Linked DNA regions of Homo sapiens: region 1 is linked to region 2. A link is an interaction called in ENCODE POLR2A ChIA-PET data of the cell type or tissue named here. Cell type or tissue: PC-9. All regions are shown on one strand. Each heading gives the region's core, and the rest is flanking DNA. Links, peaks and the distances in the headings are about the cores only. Region 1 has its middle 42 kb from the start of AEBP2. Region 2 overlaps LOC101928387 (a long non-coding RNA gene).

The links. ChIA-PET counts read pairs that join two places held together with the same protein. Peaks named below come from ENCODE experiments on the same cell type or tissue, not always from the same donor. Only the 100,000 strongest peaks of a DNase experiment are listed, where the experiment ranks them.
Region 1: POLR2A ChIA-PET joins it to region 2 with 11 read pairs; 3 of 35 experiments call an interaction of 5 or more read pairs at or near these places.

The regions. Positions count from the first base shown.
Region 1 is chr12:19,396,185-19,398,996 of GRCh38, forward strand. No RefSeq gene overlaps it. Among named protein-coding and RNA genes, the nearest start is that of AEBP2, 42 kb to the right of the region's middle. In PC-9, for the core only: no CTCF peak of the experiment used is centred there; DNase peaks (open chromatin) are centred at 527 and 1,557; H3K27ac peaks cover 509 bases.
Region 2 is chr12:19,649,271-19,652,082 of GRCh38, forward strand. It overlaps LOC101928387 (a long non-coding RNA gene), which reads left to right. Exons shown (of 7, transcript XR_007063236.1): 4 at 1,126-1,208; 5 at 2,105-2,753. Among named protein-coding and RNA genes, the nearest start is that of AEBP2, 210 kb to the left of the region's middle. In PC-9, for the core only: no CTCF peak of the experiment used is centred there; no DNase peak of the experiment used is centred there.

The sequences.
Region 1 (2,812 bases), core at 210-2,709, 250 kb before region 2:
AACCAGCCAAGCATGGTGACTCACGCCTCTAATCCCAATATTTTGGGAGATCAAGGTGGAAGGATCACTTGAGGCCAGGAGCTCAGGAGGTCAAGATCAGATTGGGCAACACGGCAAGTCCCCGTCTCTTAAAAAGAAAAAAAAAATTAAAAAAGAAATTGGCCGGACGCGGTGGCTCATGCCTGTAATCCCAGCACTTTCGGGGGCAGAGGTGGGCAGATCATGAGGTCAAGAGATCAAGACCATCCTGGCCAATATGGTGAAAACCCGTCTCTACTAAAAGTACAAAAAAATTAGCTGAGCATGGTGGCATGTGCCTGTAGTCCCAGCTACTCTGGAGGCTGAGGCAGGAGAATCGCTTGAACCTGAGAGGGGGAGGTTGCAGTCAGCCGAGATTGCGCCACTTCACTCCAGCCTGGGTGACAGAGCGAGACCCCGTCTCAAAAAAAAAAAAAAAAAAGAGGGAAATTAGTCACTTAGGAAAATAATACCTTTTCTTTTTCTAAATAAAATACAAACAGAGTCTTGCTGTGTTGCCGACAATTGTCTTGAACTCCTGCTCTTAAGTAATCCTACTCCTTTGACCTCCCATGGTGCTGAGAACAGGCGTGAGCCACTGCACCCAGGCTGCCTTTCTAAAATAGAAAGATGGCTTTCAAGGCTGGACGCAGTGGCTCAAGCCTGGGAGGCCAAGGTGGGTGGATCATTTGAGGTCAGGAGTTCGTGACCAGCCTGGCCAACATGGTGAAACCCCATCTCTACTAAAAATACAAAAATTGTCGGGCGTGGTGGCTCACACCTGCAGTCCCGGCACTTTGGGAGGCCGAGGCGGGCAGATTACCTGAGGTCGGGAGTTTGAGACCAGCCTGACCAACATGGAGAAACCCCGTCTCTACTAAAAATACAAAATTAGCCATGTGTGGTGGCGCATGCGTGTAATCCCAGCTACTCAGGAGGCTGAGGCAGGACAATCACTTGAACCCGGGAGGTGGAGGTTGCAGTGAGCCGAGATGGCACCATTGCACTCCAGCCTGGGCAACAAGAGCGAAACTCCATCTCAAAACAAAACAAAACAAAACAAAACAAAACAAAACAAAAATTACCTGGGCATGGTGTTGCGCACCTGTAGTCTCAGCTACTCGGGAGGCTGAGGCAGGAGACTCTCTTGAACCTGGGAGGTGGAGCTTGCAATGAGCTGAGATCTCGCCATTGCACTCCAGCCTGGGTGACAAGACTGAAATTCTGTATCAAAAAAAAAAAATTTTAAATGAACCAGGCATAATGGCACATCCATGTAGTCCCAGCTACCTGGGAGGCTAAGGTAGGAGGATCACTGGAGCCCAGGAGTTCTAGGCTGCAGTGAGCTATGATGGTGACACTGCACTCCAGCCTAGGAGACAGAGCAAGATGTTGTCTCTAAAAAAAAACAAAACGAAAACCTTTCTTTATCAAATTCTTATTTCGCCTCCGGGGACTCCGCCCCATCTAAGATAGTCTGCCTTTGATAGCTGTTTCAGCTGCCTGCTGAATCTTGCCTACAAAGATTACAAACAAATGACACATCATGAAGCCATCTTGCTGGCAGGTTGGATGAGAAAGTTTTCCATCTGAGAACTTGCTCTGGAGCTGTGCTGAAGGATAACAGGTTGTAACTTGGCTCTAAACTCTGGGACTGTTCAGCAGGTCCCAGTGGTGACCTCCAGTTATAATTAGGCAATGACCCATAAATGTGCAGACAGATTAGAAAATTAGAGGAGGCCAGCAGCGAGTCTCATGCCTATAATTGCAGCAGTTGGGGAGGCCAAGGCGGGTGGATCTCTTCAACTCAAGAGTTCAAGACAAGCCTTGGCAACATGGTGAGACCCCTGTTTCCGTTTCTACTAAAAATACAAAAATATGTGTGTGTGTGTGTGTGTGTGTGTGTGTATATATATATATATGTATATATATATAGCTAGGTGTGGTGGTGTGCACCTGTAGTACCAGCTACTCGGGAGGCTGATGTAGGAGGCGGGAGGATCACTTGGGCCCAGGAGGCAGAGGTTGCAGTGAGCCCAGATGGTGTCAGCCTGAGCGACAGAGTGAGACACCATCTCAAAAAAAAAAAAAAAAAAAAATTAGGGGAGAGAGACAGGGATTTTTTTTTCCCCTGCACCATGTGTCTCACTTAAAACATTGAGATGTGGCCTGGCACAGTGGCTCCCCCCTCTAATCCCAGCACTTTGGGAGGCTAAGGAGAGAGAATTGTTTGAGCCCAGGAGTTCAAGACCAACATAGGGAGTTCAAGGGAAACACAGGGAGACCCCATCTCTAAAAATATTTCAAAAATTAGCTGGGTGTGGTGGCTCACACCTGTAGTTGCAGCTACCCAGGAGGCTGAAGAGAAAAGATCACTTGAGCTCAGGAGGTCAAGGCTACAGTGAGCAGGGCATGGGGCCACTGCATAGCAGCCTAGGTGACAGAGCAATACTCTGTCACAAAAACAAACAAAAAACAAAGCAGCAACATAAAGAAAACAACCAAACATTCAGCTGTGAAATAATTGCCTTTAAGTAGAGTATGTACCAATTCACTCAGCTTGTTGGACTCTGATGTCAATGAGGCCAGGAGCTTACCCCCCCCGGGGGGCCAGGAGATTCAAATACAGGCAACATTTCTTCCATCATCAACATCCCTACTTCCAATTTGTCATCGCAAAAGTGCTGTTATTCCCAAGGGATTTTAAGGAGGTGATGTAGACAGGACATTTTCAACACTCCTGGGGAAAGTGTGTCTTTATATATTTGTAATGTCAGATCAGTAGTATCATCTT
Region 2 (2,812 bases), core at 235-2,734:
TGTAGGCACCAACTTCTTCTCCTGATGGTGGATTTCTAATCTGTAGTTCTCTTGTTCCAGTGGAATGCTCTTGCTTATTTCATCTTTAGATCCTTGCAATCAGGGGGTCTACCTCTGGCTTCTGTTTGCTGAGGTTTCATTAGCTTCTCTAGGTAGCTCTATTGAATGGGATGAAAAACAACCTCTCTGCTGGCTCTTTCTCTCACACATGAAACTCACATAGTGCCCATGCTTGTCCATGTGGTTCTTTGTGTTTATTAGAAAGAGGTGCCCATTTCTCAAGACACTTTATGGGGAAGTTGTTGTAATATATACTGGTTTTGTTAGAACAAGAACTTCTATTGCCGTCTACTAGAAAGTAAATATACAAACTTACGATGACTACCATGTGAATAAATCTTGACATTAGATGTTGTACCCTTGACAGCATACAACTTGCGCACCATGCATGGTGACCCTAGGCCCACACATTGTATAGAAGAAACACATGATTTGCCTAGATGAACTTTGGAAATGAAGGCTGATTCCAAAACAGAAGCAAACTCTTCTTTATCCAGCTTTCATCAGTTAGGAGGATTGCCTTACTCTCAGAGTAGTCTTCTTGAAGCTCTCTCTTGCCCTCATGAGGTAAGGGTCAGGTTTTCCCTAAACTCCTTTGCGATGTTGAAGCACTGGGATTCAGAGAGGGGCAACAGCTGTTCCCAAATAAATTATTTTCACAAATTCTTACCAATATTTATCAATATGCCCTTTTATAACCTTGATGTACACGAAGGATTTTAAGAGCTATTGTTAAGGAGTTTTTGGCTAACTCCTTTGCAACTTCTGCATATGGTCTCGTACTTTATCATCTATTTTTTTCCTTGCTGTTTCAGTTGTAACTTCTGTTTTAACTTATTACAAACAAAATAGAAAATGCAAATCTTTCTCCAAAGATGATAAACATCTCTCCGCTTACTCCAATGAGAATATTTTAGTATGGATAGAATTAATCTTCACTAGAAAACTAAAATTTACCGAAGCATATATCTTTTATGGGTTTGGTATAAGAGCAGCAGGGAAAATTTCTTTCAGAACAATTTATTGTGGAGAGTATCATGAGAGTCTCATCTTTGTCCTTTCTAGAAGACACTAAGGATCATGTGAAAGAGCTCCCTGAGGACAGATTAAGAGGAGATGAGTTAAAGCTGCAAATACCAAGATTTAAGGTTAAGTATGAAGAATTTCCTGATAGAGAAAATTCTTTAGCACTGGAATTAAATATCAAAAGACTCTTTCCCCAACATTGACCTCCAAGCAAACTTTGTTGGGTTGTTCAAACCACTTTGTTTCCTGTAAGTGTTCATTGATTTCTGTGAGTGGATGATGGTTGATTACACACTTCATCCGTGATTAAACTGGGAAACGTCTGTTAAAAAGATTCAGTATAGTTTCTCTTTCCATGAATATATGGAATTATATAGTGATTTTAACCTATATTGACCAAGATAACTTTGTGATCCAAATGGTCAGGTGTCATATTTAAAAAATATATGCATATAGTTTAAAGCAATTAAATATCCTTACTCGATTTCTTATGCCGATATGTAAGAGTAGCAGCTGGTCATGAGGGTCCATCTTCTATGGCTCTTTCACATGTCTGTGTGTTTTGTGAAGCAAAGCATTGACTTCTCCTTGTTATAAACTATCTTTTGAAGGGTGCTTGTATAGTATAGTTAACAGCCTTGGACAACAGACATTGTATCTCCCTCTAGAAAAGGGGTGTCTAATCTTTTGGCTTCCCTGGGCCACATTGGAAGAATAATTATCTTCGGCCACAAATAAAACATACTCACTATAGCTGATGAGCTAAAAAAATCTCAAAAAACCCTCATAATGTTTTAAGAAAGTTTACCAATTTGTGTTGGGCTACATTCAAAGCCATTCTAGTCCACATGTGACCCGTGGGCTGCAGGTTGGACAAGCTTGCTCTAGAACAAAGGGCAGATTTTCTTATTATTTTGTGTAGTAGGCAGTATAATGGCTCCCCAAATATGTCCATAGCTTAATCCCAGAAACCTGTGAATACGTTACCTTGCATAACAAATGAAAATTTATGTTACAGATGAAATTAAGAATGCTGATCAGCTAAAGGACCTTCACATACAAAGGTTATCCTGGATTATTCAGGTGGGCTCAACGTAATCACAAGGATCCTTTAAAGTGGAAGAATGAGGTCAGAGTGATGTGATGTGAAAAGCACTCAATTTGCCTTTGCTAGTTTTGAAGATGGAAGAATGGGGCCATGGTCCAAGGCATGCTGGTGACCTCTAGAAGCTGAAAAAGTTAAGAAAATGGAAAAGAAACTTCAGCGCAGTGAGGCCCAATTTGGACTTCTGACTCCAGAACTGCAAGATAATACATTTGTATCCATTAAGCCACTAAGTTTGTGCTAATTTGCTATGGCAGCAACAGGAGACTAATACACCTTGGCAGGTAGAGGTAGTCCTCCTCTGGGGCAAACATATAAGCATGCTTACTATACAATATAATAAGGATGATGTCTCTTTCCAGGACATAGGCAGGCATGCTTATTTCCTGTTATAAAATATTCAGGTTTTCTAAGTTCAGTTTTTTGTTTTTTTGTTTTTTTTTTGCTGGAACACAATTGACTGTGGATGCTGGTATTATCTAGCCCTATTTGCATCACCTTGCGGGTACTGGGGTTTGGAGGAATTGGCTCAGATGCTGATACCGTGGCTACTACTATTGTGGTGAGTAATAGCCTCTCATTTGCCTGTAATCCAGGAGTCTCACGTCTTCTCCCAGCATC